Regions from separate parts of the Homo sapiens genome. Here region 1 is linked to region 2. A link is a contact called in ENCODE Hi-C or POLR2A ChIA-PET data. All regions are on one chromosome and are shown on one strand. The core of a region is the stretch at or near the end of the contact, and the rest is flanking DNA. Distances in the headings are between cores, read along the strand shown.

Evidence for each region. Hi-C counts contacts between places; a loop is a spot of excess contacts on that map. ChIA-PET counts read pairs that join two places held with the same protein, here RNA polymerase II (POLR2A). Pooled maps may share reads with other maps.
Region 1: a loop to region 2 is called in a map of endothelial cell of umbilical vein, with 6 times the contacts of the local background. The contact joins two enhancer-like sites. A Hi-C loop is called at or near these places in 1 of 168 maps with a recorded cell type or tissue (endothelial cell of umbilical vein) and 2 of 50 pooled maps. POLR2A ChIA-PET finds 5 or more read pairs at or near these places in 1 of 52 experiments (PC-3).

What each region holds. Positions count from the first base shown.
Region 1 is chr3:152,329,371-152,336,093 of GRCh38, reverse strand. The region is part of intron 2 of MBNL1 (muscleblind like splicing regulator 1); the gene reads right to left. Among named protein-coding and RNA genes, the nearest start is that of MBNL1-AS1, 63 kb to the right of the region's middle. Within about 2 kb of position 4,838, at least 14 of the 41 ENCODE cell types and tissues checked have a DNase peak (open chromatin) inside an H3K27ac peak, as active enhancers do; they include PC-3 and endothelial cell of umbilical vein, where a contact is called at or near this core.
Region 2 is chr3:151,972,452-151,979,182 of GRCh38, reverse strand. No RefSeq gene overlaps it. Among named protein-coding and RNA genes, the nearest start is that of AADACL2-AS1, 48 kb to the right of the region's middle. Within about 2 kb of position 2,847, at least 6 of the 41 ENCODE cell types and tissues checked have a DNase peak (open chromatin) inside an H3K27ac peak, as active enhancers do; they include PC-3 and endothelial cell of umbilical vein, where a contact is called at or near this core.

The sequences.
Region 1 (6,723 bases), core at 3,589-6,088, 350 kb before region 2:
TAAGCATCGCAAGGGGAAAAATTTTTGATGAATGTGCTCACAGTTATATTTCCAGCACCTAGTTTGCCTAGCAACATAGTAGGTGCTCAATAAACACTTACTGTCCGGTAGTGCCACATGTGGAAAGGCACTCTTCATGAAAAAAGAAGAGTTGAGGAGAGGGGGTTGGTCAAATGAATCTGTTAAAAGTTGAAGTTAAACAAGTCTGTTCCCCCATGACTTGGCAGAACCTTTACTATGCCACTGTAAGTTCCCAAACATAGCTCTTACCGTTTTTATGGGATACCTATTAACCACAGAATAATAATTCTAAGAAAATTTGACCTACATCTCTATGATTAACTTAAAATTCTTATTTCTTCCAATTTTTAATTGGACAAAAGTAAACTATTGACATGTTTGTGTCTGATGTAAATCATAAAAGGGAAGATAATTTAAAATCCTATAATCTACTGTTGTGAAAAAAAAAAGGTGCTCAATTAGAATTGAAAGGAGGAACAACTGCTTTCATATACCACAGAGTTATTTTTAAAAATCACTGTAGGGCAAGTCAAAAACAAGAGTAGAGATTAGTGACTAAGAAGTTACATGGAAAACTATGCTCCATCTACTGAAGTACTGAACAAACTTCAATATTAGTATTTCAAGTAGTGAAGCAGAGAATAAATGAGAACTTTATGGAACATATACAGAATCACAGATCAGATCACCAATGTGAAAACCACGGTTCCTCTCTAAAACAGTTTCTAATGTACAGAATACCAAAAGCCATTTCCCATGGATGTCATCTCAGGCCTTGAGCGAGCAGGCCTACCCAAATGGTATCTTAGCAAACTGGCTCCCCAATTGCCTTATTCACTCACCAGCATCCATTAGCCAACTCCATGCTTTATCTTCCATAGATAAGATACAGCTTCTTCTTGCCATGGTGCCATGAAAAGGATCCAGAAGGTTCCCCTTAAACAACATTTCCTGAGTGACTGCTGCAGCACCAAGAGTAATGGATATGCCAGGTCAGCCACTTTTCCTTCCCAGCAATATTAGCAGCAGCAGCAGCAGCAGAAGCTGGAGCAGACCATTTAGACCCATCTCCTTGCAGGATGCTAGCCAAAGCATTCTTATTTACACCTACAGAGAGTTTGCCCGTACGTCTGCACCTTTTTCAGAGTGTCAAAACAGGTGTTTTCCTGTGATCATACTGAAAATCTGCTCCCCAAACGAGGTGATGAATACACTGTTACTATGAAATTCTAAGTTTCTAATTCTATGGAAAAACATGCTCTTAAAAGTTTACTTTATTATAAGGAAGACTTGATGAATCCTTTTTAAATTTTCATTCATCCTTCTCATTCCCAATAAGCAAATAATTGCCCTAAAATTTCCTGTTAATGAAAGAAAGAATGTTACCATATAAAATAAATGTCATATGCAATTTTGGTCATTTCTTTCATAATATTCTATCTGCCATCTTGGCACAGAAACAATTTTACTGAAAATTCTAATGTTTTCATAATCAATACTTCCAACCAATGGGAAAATATTAGGTCTCAGACCTTTATTTTACAGAAGTAATGACTTCCTTGCTCCATATTTCATTTCCATTTTGATGTTTTTGATTATTTGCTTTTCTTTCTAGTGGCGTTCGACTTAACCAGTGGCTACAATGTGGCTGGACAACAGAGTTAAGCAGGTTCCAACATTAATAATGCATTTACCTAACTGATTTATCCAGAGCTAAAATCCTATAGATATAAAAAGCCATCTACAGTTTTTTTGTATAATTTAAATATCTCAACAAAGGATAAGTAAAATAACAGGTTATTCTTTTCCTAATCATTTACCTATTAGAGAAAAATTATAAACACCAAAGCATGTGTTCTTTACACAGCAGAGAATAACACTCCTCATTAGCAAAACTGAAAACCCTATATAGGCAGATTCTAAGTATAAAAGTATTGCATCACAGTGTTCACTTCATCATGACAGAATTAATAAAACAATAGCTAACACACACTGTAGACTCATTAAGTGCCAAGCACTGTTCTCTGTGCTTTATACGTGTTATCCCATTTAATTTTCACAACTCCTCTAAGGATTAGATATTAGTACTGCTCCCATTTTGGAAACAAGGAAACTGAGGCTTAGTTAGGTTACATAACTTCTTCAAGGTCACAGTGATTTGAATGAAGATTATACAGTTCCAGAGCTGGAGCTCTAAATTATTTCATTAAAACTCCACCACTAATTTTGATTTTCATTTATTTGTATATTGCACATTTATTGTTAACGAGACAGACATTTTAAAATGTTTACATAAAATTAAGATTTAATAACAGCAAATAATATCAATGGTAAGGTAACATTGTGTGCCCTGAAATTCCACAAGTTCTTTACATGTATTAACTTATTTAAGAGTCACAATAACCTAACAAGGTAGACACATTGCCATTTAATAGGGTATATCTGATAAATCTGAGGCATATAATGTTAAGTTGCCAAAAGTTATACAACTAATAAGTAGCAAAGATGAAATCTGGACCCAGAGAATGCAGCTCCTGAAATTGTGGTTTTATGCCCACTCTCTACTGACACTTGAAAACTGATGAAGTGTTAGAACTCTTCAAAAACAAGAGTAGGAAATGTCGTGTTTGGCCAGAACCCTGGTGGCAGGAGCATCTGATATCCCTGTCTTTTTCCAAAAACCTAACTGTGTACAAATATGCACACAAACTTATCTTATATGTGTCCATTTCTCTTAATGATATTTACCAGCTTAAGAAATTAACAAACATTTTATGTGATTCTCAGATTTTTCAAATCAAGGACAAATTCAGTTTTCACATTATTTTTCAAGTGTATCTTATCTTCGGAGGCATTAACAGGGCAGTAACATTATTACCATCACTGTATCTGTCATTCTGTTTTGGGGGATTACCATTGTTGCCAATAAAACTTACATTTCATTCCCATCCTTGGCAAATTAATTTAGTTACATGCAGGGTCCAAACAATAATTATGAGTTTAGAGAGAGCTTCAGAAAGCCAGCGATCATCTGTAAGGTGTGGGCTGAAACCAACATTGGAGGAAGGTACGGCCTTGATTATTCAGCAACTGAAATGACTTCCTTTAATTAGCTCTTGAGGACCCAAAGTGGGCCATCTGGGTTAATTTCAGTCAGCTCAAATCAAGCACTCAGGTCCCCAAATGTTAAGACTGAGAAGCCAGAAGAATACTGAAACCAAGCTATTTCTTTAGTTTGGCAGCAAGTCTAACTCTCTGGACTAATTTTGGCTATCTTCAGCTTTTTTTAAACTCTAACCTAATATAAACTAGTGTGTGCGCATGCGCGCGCGCACACACACACACACACACACACACACACACACACACACACACACACAAAACCATGAAAACTTCAAAGAGAAAATACTCTTATGGTGAAGGCACCTCCCCTCTGTCAGAATTTAGCCATAAGCTGTAAGAAATACAGCCATTTGGTGGCATTTACTAAAAAGAACTTATTTAGGTGCCCATGTGGCATAGCTTGAGGTGGTGTGTCATTTACAGTTTATTTACCTTCAATTATTTTTATAATCAAAAGTTATCATAGAAGGAAGATGACAACTCTGTACCTAATTGCTAGACAACTACATTTTTTTGCAGAATTTCTTGGGTAGTCATGTTATATATTGCACCCACATAAGCTTGATTTACTCTTTGGCTAACAACAGATTTAAATTTGTTTCAGTCTCCAACTTTAACACTGAATTTAAGCAAAAATTATTCAAAAATTCTAGAAAGCACATTTTGACATCTTATGAGTGAGGAAAACAAAGTAACTCCACAGGCTTTTACATAAGATAGATCATAACAAATGATTTTTCTGACCTTGGCATTACCACGTGATAGACTAGGAGGAATCATGACTCTTTTATCCAGTCATCTAAATAAACATAGATAGATACAGACATACAGATTCCAACTGCTCAACTTAACCATTATAGCTATAGTTTTTATTTCTCACTGATGTCAATGGCAATGCAATCAGCTGCATTAAAGTTTCTGATCATTTTAACAAACTTCATTTTTAAAGAGGTATCAAGGCCGGGAGCGGTGGCTCACACCTGTAATCCCAGCACTTTGGGAGGCTGAGGCGGGTGGATCACTTGAGGTCAAGAGTTCAAGACCAGCCTGGCCAACATAATGAAACCCTGTCTCTACTAAAAATACAAAAATTAGCTGGGTGTGGTAGTGGGGAGGCTGTAATCCCAGCTACTTGGGAGGCTGAGACTGAAGAATCGCTTGAACTCAGGAGGCAGAGGTTGCTGAGATCATGCCACTGCACTCCAGTCTGGGCAACAGAGCAAAAACTCCATCTCAATCAATCAATCAATCAATCAATAACATTTGAAGTAATACATGTAAATGAGTAAGGTAACAGCTTCTTATTCATCAACCCTTACTGGGTCCGCTTCCTTTTATTTAATTCCTTGGACATGGCTTTACCGAGAAATAAATGAATTAATAAGCATAAACTCTAGGCCATACTTAGGTCAAAATAAGTGAAGTTACAGTGAGCTCCTCAGATTCTTCTAGAAAGTAAACAACCCATCAATCTTTAATACTAAGTCATCTGAATATGAACTAGCATCCTAAAAGTGAAAAGCTCTAATGGTACATTACAAATTCCTGAGTCATTTTGTCCTCACAACTTTATGCTTTAAATAAAACTGGCTAAAGAAAATCTACAAGTGACTCAGTATGACTTAGTGTTTCCAAACCAGGAAAAGGAAGGACTTTCAGTGTTTGAGATAAGGTTTTTTTCTGTAGTTTGGAAAATAAACATTTCCTATTCAGTTATGCCCAGGGGCAGGGTGTGTGTGTGTATGTGTGTATGTGTGTGTGTGTAGGGGAAGGAGTGTCTGTGTGAGTATGAAAAGAGAAGAAGAGCAGGAACGAGGGAGTAAGACAGGGAAGGAGAGAGGGAGAAGGGAGAGAAAGAGAGGGAAAAGGAGAAAAAGAGATTTTTTTAATCAGTATTTGGTGTTCACGTAAAATGGTTACTTTCTGCAAAAGTTACCTCAGCAAATTATGTGTAAGCAAGCCATGGAAGCACTGCAATTTGTAATAAAATCAATGGGAATGGCTTACCTGACTGTATATAGTAGATAATCCTTATCTATGGGGAATACATTCCAAGACCCCCAGAGGATGCCTGAAACCATGGACAGTAACAACCCCTAAATATACTATTATTTTTCCTATACATACCTACAATAAAGTTTAATTTATAAATTAGGCACAGTAAGTGATTAACAACAATAACTATAATAAAACAGAACAATTATACTGTAATAAAAGTTATGTGAATATGGTCTCTCTCTTGGTTTCTCTGTCTCAAAATATCTTATCGTGTTGTACCATGGGTAACTGAAACTGCAGAAAGTGAAATTGCAGATAAGGGGGGATTACTGTATTGCATTCTGTACTGCATTTCCATGAATTCAGTGACACACAGTGATGTATTCCATGTCGTTATAGCAAATAATAATCTTAGGTGTCTAAATTAGACTGAATTTTTTATTTCAATAGGCATAAGCCATTTTCTGCACCTAAATGAAAGTAGCATTTTTTTTCCTGATATAAAAATGGGCAGATTTTTGTCCTGGTGTCATGCTAATATAACCCCAGAGGTGGCAAGCATAGTGGCTCAAGCCAGTAATCCCAGGACTTTGGGAGGCTGAGACAGGAGGATCACTTGAAGCCAGGAGTTTGAGATAACCCCAGAATTATCTACTTTATTTAAAGTACATTTTAGCTGGGCAGTGGTGTGCATCTGTAGTCCCAGATACTTGGGAAAGTAAGGCAGAAGGATCGCTTGAACCCAGAAGTTTGAGACCAGGCAGGACAACACAGATTCAGTCTCTAAATAAATAAAATACCTAAGAACACTCAGAGTGGCTGAAAATGTGTTCAGCAAAATCTGTTCCACTAATGTCCCTAATAACGTCAGTAGAGACTAGGGATTAATGAGACTACCAATAAACACACATACACACACATGAACATACACACAATGTTTACTATCTTGTTTTCTGTTATAAGGATTGCTAAATATTTTTGTATGATATAGACAGTTACAATTTATATTTTTTAGAGAATTCATAGAAATAATCCTTAAAATATTTAGAGATTGGTACTCCTTTGACAGATAAATAAATGCAAAAGTGAAAATTATTTCAAACCAATAGCACATATATCCCATGATATCCACAATGGTTTTATTTTATCCATCACTTGAAAGTAAAAGAACTTTGACCGGTTTTGAAAGAAATTATATATATATTTCTTATATATATTATATATTATATATGACATATATATTATATATATATATAATATATAAGATATATATATATAAGATAAAATATATATGTATATTTCTTGAGACAGGGTCTTGTTTCATTGCCCAGGCTGGAGTGCAATGGCTGATCATGGCTCACTGCATCCTTGACTTCCCAAGCTCATGCAATCCTCCCACCTCAGCCTCCTGAGTAGCTGTGACTACAGGTGCTCACCACCATGCCTGGCTAATTTTTTTTCTTTTCTTTTCCTTTTCTTTTCTTTTTGGTAGAGACAGAGTCTCACTATGTTCCTTGGGGTTGTTGCAAATTTCTGGGGTCAAGAAATCTCCTGCCTTGGCCTCAGAAATGTATTTTCTTG
Region 2 (6,731 bases), core at 1,598-4,097:
TCAATCAATAGAACTTAGAAATAATCCAAGCATATATGGAACTTTGATATGTAACAGAGATGACATAGTAGATTATTGAAAAAGGAAGGACTATTAAAAAAGAGAGCTGAGGCCAGGCATGGTGGTCATGCCTATAATTTCAGCACTTTGGGAGGCCGAGGCAGGTGAATCACTTAGGTCAGGAGTTTTGAGACCAGTTTGGTCAACATGGTGAAACCTTCTCTCTACCAAAAAAAAAAAAAAAAAAAAAAATGTAGCCAGACGTTGTGGCCCACGCCTGTAGTGTCCCAGCTACTCCAGAGGCTGAGGCAGGAGAATCACTTGAACCCAGGAGGTGGAGGTTGTAGTGAGCTGAGATCTCGTGCCACTGCACTCCACCCGGGGCAACACACTGAGACGTGGTCTCAACAAAAAAACACAATAAAAAAAATAGAGCTGAAAATACTTGATAAGCCATATGGAGGCGGAAAAATGGCTTCAGTTCATGGTATGTCACATAACCAAAATCAACTCCACGTGTATTAAGGTCAAAAGCAAAATTAAAGATTTTGGAAGAAATTCTAGTATAAAATATTTCTAATCTTGGATGGAGCAGACTTTTGAAAACAAGATACAAACAGCGATAACCAGGAAAGAAAATGACTTGGTAAATTATATTACATTAATATAAAGCATAGTTCATCAAAAGATGCCTTTTAGAAAGTAAAAAAAAAAAAGGTAAAACTAGAAGAAGATATTCATAACATATATAAAGATCCAAAGAAGATTAACATGAAGAACATGTATATCCAATATGTGATTGGAAAAAATTGTCTTACATTGATTGCTAAGAGATGGAGAGAGTGGTGATCAATACAATCTCTTCTACAATGTTGGTGGCAGTACACATTGGTACAACTTCTTTGGAAGACAACTTGTATTGTCTATAAAGTTCAACATTTGTGTACCCTATGACTCAGCCATTCTACTTACAGTTTAACTGTAGGTACTTGGATACCTGTACAAAAATATTGATAGCAGTACTCTCTGTACTCTCTCTGCCACAGGAAAACAACTGATCTGGAAACACCCCAAATTGCTCTCCATGAGAAAATGAATACATGAAGTGCAGTATATTCACACAGTAGAATATTATACAGCAGTGAACAATTAATGAACTACAACTAAATTCGACAGGTAGGGATCTTAGCACACAATATTTGAATTTAAAAAAGCATTTCCGGGAAACTAAAAACAGTATACACAAAAACCACGCCGGGAGCGGAGGCTCAGGCCTGTGATCCCAGCACTTTGGGAGGCCGAGGTGGGCAGATCAGGAGGTCAGGAGATCGAGACTATCCTGGCTAACACAGTGAAACCCCGTCTCTACTAAAAATACAAAAAATTAGCCGGGCGTGGTGGCGGGTGCCTGTAGTCCCAGCTACTCGGGAGGCTGAGGCAGGAGAATGGCATGAACCCAGGAGGTGGAGCTTGCAATAAGCCAAAATCGCACCACTGCACTCCAGCCTGGGGGACAGAGTGATACTCCGTCTCCAAAAAATAAAAATAAAAATAAAAAAACACAATATATTCTTTAGATATAGATATATATGATATATAGCTAGAGCAAGACATAAATAATATAGAAATAAATAAAACAAGAAAATGAAAACCACAAAATTCTCAAGAAAGTCGTTAGTTTTGACAGAAGAATGAGTGGATAAGCATGGATCTAGGTTAGCACAGGATGAATATAAGTTGCTAGTAATATTGTAGTTCTTAGGTTGACTGTTATAAATGTTATTTTTCCTAATAAATTCATAGTCTGGGCTGGGCGCGGTGGCTCACACCTGTAATCCCCGCACTTTGGGAAGCCGAGGCAGGCAGATCACCTGAGGTCAGGAGTTCGAGACCAGCCTGACTAACATGGTGAAACCCTGTCTCTACTGAAAATACATAAATTACCCAGGTGTGATGGCAGGTGCCTGTAATCCCAACTACTCCAGAGGCTGAGGCATGAGAATTGCCTGTACCTAGGAGGCAGAGGTTGCAGTGAGCCGAGATCGTGCCACTGCACTCCAGCCAGGGCAACAGAGTGAGACTCCAAATCAAAAAAAAAAAAAAAAAGTCTGTCAGTGGACCATTTATGTACTGTTAATGATTTGCTCAATTTTGTACACCTTATTTCCACAAGGAAAATTTAAAGATATGATTACATTTTTACATTGTGATGTCCTCACTCCACAGAAGCTGCTATTAGAATGGAAGTTAGCTGACTTTTAAGCTACTCTGCTTCCCAGGGTTTAGAAAGACTTTCTGTTCTGGTTCTACCATATGGAAAACCAGGAGGTCTTTGGGAACCTCCAATGCAACTCTGGCATCACGAACCTTCCTTGATATGTGTGGAAATAGAGAGTTCCAAATGCACAGCAAGACTTTTCTGTGTGTCAATTGGAAATATTTTGAATGTCGCTAAAGTTCTTTCTCTTTAGAAAACCTTATTTTTGGAGCAATCATTCTGCATTGGAGCCTGTAAATCATTAAATCTAATTTTTTTCATTTTTCTAATGACAAAGGTCAAACTCACAGAAGTTGGATTGCCTCCAGCAATGATTGTGTCACTGAAATGAAAATCGATGGAAATAGGTCAATTCCTATCTTTGGCCATACTGAAATCTGTGACTTTCCTTAATTAGTTTAGGACTTAAGTCATCTGAAACAGCAGCAGGAGCTGTAAAGTAAACTAAATTGTGGTTTTCATGAGTCATTGATGCTCATCACAACTGGTTGCCTTTCAAACCCTAGTGGCATCTTTGGCCTCATTGGAATGCATTAAAATGTTCCTTTTTCTGACAGTGTTCTTGCTTGCTTTCCTGTACACTCACTTTCCACTGGGCATATTCCAGCCTCTATTGGTTAGTGTTTTAATAGCTACCTTCCTCAGCCAGGAAGCAGCTTAAGCTACAATTCATTCATACTGGTAAAAATAGATCTTTTCTGAGAACTACAATGTCCAAGTCACTTGAGAAAAACATCTGAATAGCAGAAGGATGTAGATAAAACATAACAACTAAAGAAGAAAAACAAAGAATTTTATTTGATTGGGAGATGATTGGCAGTCTAACTTGCAGTGTTTCTGTTAACCCTAAAATGGAAGCAAAAGGCCAATTTTGATTTCATTTTAATGTTATGATCTTTATGGTGTTCTGCTCAAACCTTAGGAATATCATTAAAAAACAAAAAAATGAAAAACTCCCCCTAAAACGTCTAGCATTGTGGAGTCTAGATGAAACGTGTATGGCTTGAGAACATAAAGTTTGATGAAAGAGAAGGCCATTTTGCATTCATTCATTTACTCATTTACCCATTCATTGATTACCAGGTATCTTCTTTTTTTTTTTGAGATGGAGTCTTGCTCTGTCGCCCATGCTGGAGTGCAGTGGCTTGATCTCTGCTCACTGCAAGCTCCGCCTCCCCGGTTCACGCCATTCTCCTGCCTCAGCCTCACAAGTAGCTGGGACTACAGGTGCCCACCACCACGCCCGGCTAATTTTTTGTATTTTTAGTAGAGACGGGGTTTCATCATGTTAGCCAGGATAGTCTCGATCTCCTGACCTCATGATCCGCCTGCCTTGGCCTCCCAAAGTGCTGGGATTACAGGCGTGAGCCATCACGCCCGGCCGTACCTTCTTTTTATAAGGCACTGGATATTGATCGAAACCAATTTAAAGCATAGCCTCTTGCTTCAAAGAGTTTATATCTAATAGGATTTATTCCTCTATAATAAAGATAAACCAATATTTTAATCTGTCACTAAACCACAGAAACATATCTTTCAACATATAATTGAACTTGAATATTAAACTCATGAGAAAACACATTTGGGCATTTCTTTTCCTTTAGAACATTTACCTTGTGCTTAAAAGTTATGTTTATAAATCAAACCATTTAGGGTTCACCATGATTTTTATGTGATAAAAGATATGAAAAACAGTACAAAACCAAGCACCAACAAAAACAAGAAAACCTCAAAAGGAGACAAATACCTATAGAAAAATCATTAATTTATTGAATACATATTTATTTAGTGTTCCGTGTTCAATATACTACATTTACTGCCACATGGAGGTATAAACATGATAAGCAAAAAAATCTTCACCTTCCCAGTTTATAATTCTATTGAAAGATAAGAGAAATAAACATGCAGACATAAAACCCAAAAGTTACTCGGTTGGTTGTAATGTATCCTAAAACTCAAATAAATATTAGGCTCTCCAATATCTTTCTCAAACAACTTTGTAATTTTTTTCCTTTTATGGTGCATAACACAATTTGTGCTTATTTATTGACTGGCATAGCTTTTTAAAATGTCAATGAACTCTGTTAGGCTATAAGTTCCATGAAGATAGAAATAATCTCTATCTTGCTGCCTGAGTTTTCTAAGTATGTAGCACATGGAAGCACTCCATAAATATTTTTAATGAGTGACAAAATAAATGAATGGTGGAAGGATAATAACCATACCTTTATTTCAAGAAACACTATATAATAATAAAAAATAATGACAAGTATGATCATGTTGAAAATGCTCAGATAACATTTAGGGGAAAAGATCAAACAGTGATGCAAAAGTATACCCAGAAAAGATCTCCAAGTAAAAATAGATCTTTAAAAAGAGAAAATATATAAAATATTTTCTTTGGTAAAATATGAGCTAAATCATTTGCTCACATTATTTTCTACATTTTCCAAATTTCTAAAATGATAAAATTTTCCATTTAAGGTAACGAATTACAAAAGGATACATTAAATGAAGTTGACAATAGGTCCATTACAGAGTTTGGGGGACGTTCTAATGAGATTGTAAAAGATTAAAGGAGATTATGGCTAAAGAGATTATGATCAGTGTGTTAATTCTGTCCTCTAGGGAAAATGCACGAGATTAGTCATGACTCCAGATGGTGCCAGGACCTTCTGTATCAGGAGTTACAACTGTTAAAAAAACATAGTTTAGGGTTGCACTTAGGACATGTTATTTGGTAAATTCTAACTCATCACAAAAATTAGACTTAATTCATAGGCCAAGTTATTTTGATTTAAATTTAATAGTCAAGTTTAAATTTTTCATTTAACACATAATAAAGTCATTCTAAATAGTAGTAAAAGATAATTCATATAATGTAATTATCATTCTTATACCTAGTGTCCTTGTTTTTCTGAGAGATACTAGGAGTCTTGTTTGGTCATAAAATTTCTATAAGCCAAAGAATAATACTGTCAGAGGCGTTCAAACTAGAGCGACCCCATTTTGAGTGAGGGCTAGGAAAATGAGGCTGAGACTTGCTGGGCTGCATTCCCAGAAAGTTAGGCATTCCTAGACTCTGGATGTTTATGGTTAAGGGAACAGATTAATAATGTTTACTAAAACAGACCCAGACTTGGGAGTGTCCAGATATCCCGATATCTGCATAACAAAGGCATTCCCAATATTGCTTTAAAGAAAATAATACCGTTTCTTGCAAAATACAGTATTTAATGAAATTAATCCTTTATCACAAACCCTTGTAGCAGAACACATCTCCCCATATATGCAATCATTGTACCTAGGGTGGATGCGTTCTTCCTCTTACTTTCAGGTACATCCCACTCTGTCTATGGAGCAGCTGTCCTTTCACCACTTTACTTTCTTAATGAACTTGCTTTTGCTTTGCACCGTGCACTTGCCCTGAATTCTTTCTTATGCAAGATCCAAGAACCCTCTCTTGGGGTCTGGATCGGGATCCCTTTCCTGTAACAATGGTATTTGCACAAAAATTCTCAGAAATTTAGCAAGGCTTACTAGGTATAAACTGACAAGAACAATTAACTAGCACTCCCTTTCCCACTATGATTAGTTTATGAAACATTTCAAACATACCACAAGTTGAAAGTACTTTACAGTGAACACCCATAGGGCTACGCCATTTGTTGTTAACATCTTATTTTATTAGCTTTATTTCATATCTATACAGCAATTCTTCTAAAGTTCATCACCTAACAAATATTTTGTAATGCAATTCAAAGCAAATGGCACTTTCCTCTACATACTTCAGATACACTATTAACCAGAATTGGATGTCTGTTTGTCGTATTTTCTTTTAATATAAAACCTACAACAAAATGGGCAACGTTTAAGTATATATTTGCTTAGCTATGACAAATTAATATTCTTGTATAACCAATAACCCTATTAACATCTGTAATATTACCATCCTTTCCTAGTTAATCTCTACCTTCATTCTTTGAGGCAAGCACTGTCCTGATTTCTTTATACCTAGATTAGTTCTGTCTATTCTAGAATTTGATATAAATAGAATCATACAGTACATACTCCTTGAGTAAGTCTTCATTTACTTTGCATCCTGGGTTATTTCCGGTTTATGCCTATTATGATAAAGTTAATATAGAGATAGGTTCATAGGAGCTACTGTGATGATGATTGTTATTAACAGAGTAGACTCTGGTGATTTGATTTTCAGGCAAAAGACACGAGACAAGTAAGGAACAGGTCAAGGGAGGAATGGAATGGAGAGGCACAGATCCTCATGAGAAAAACTTTCTTGTCAGATATGTTCAGAACAGATAACATAAATTAGGTAGCATTTTTCTGAACTCATGAACATAAATTATCCTGGCCCCTACTTATTATTGCCTGAAAGGATTTTGTCAGAAAGAGCAAAAACAATAATAATAATAATTAATAATAACTTAGC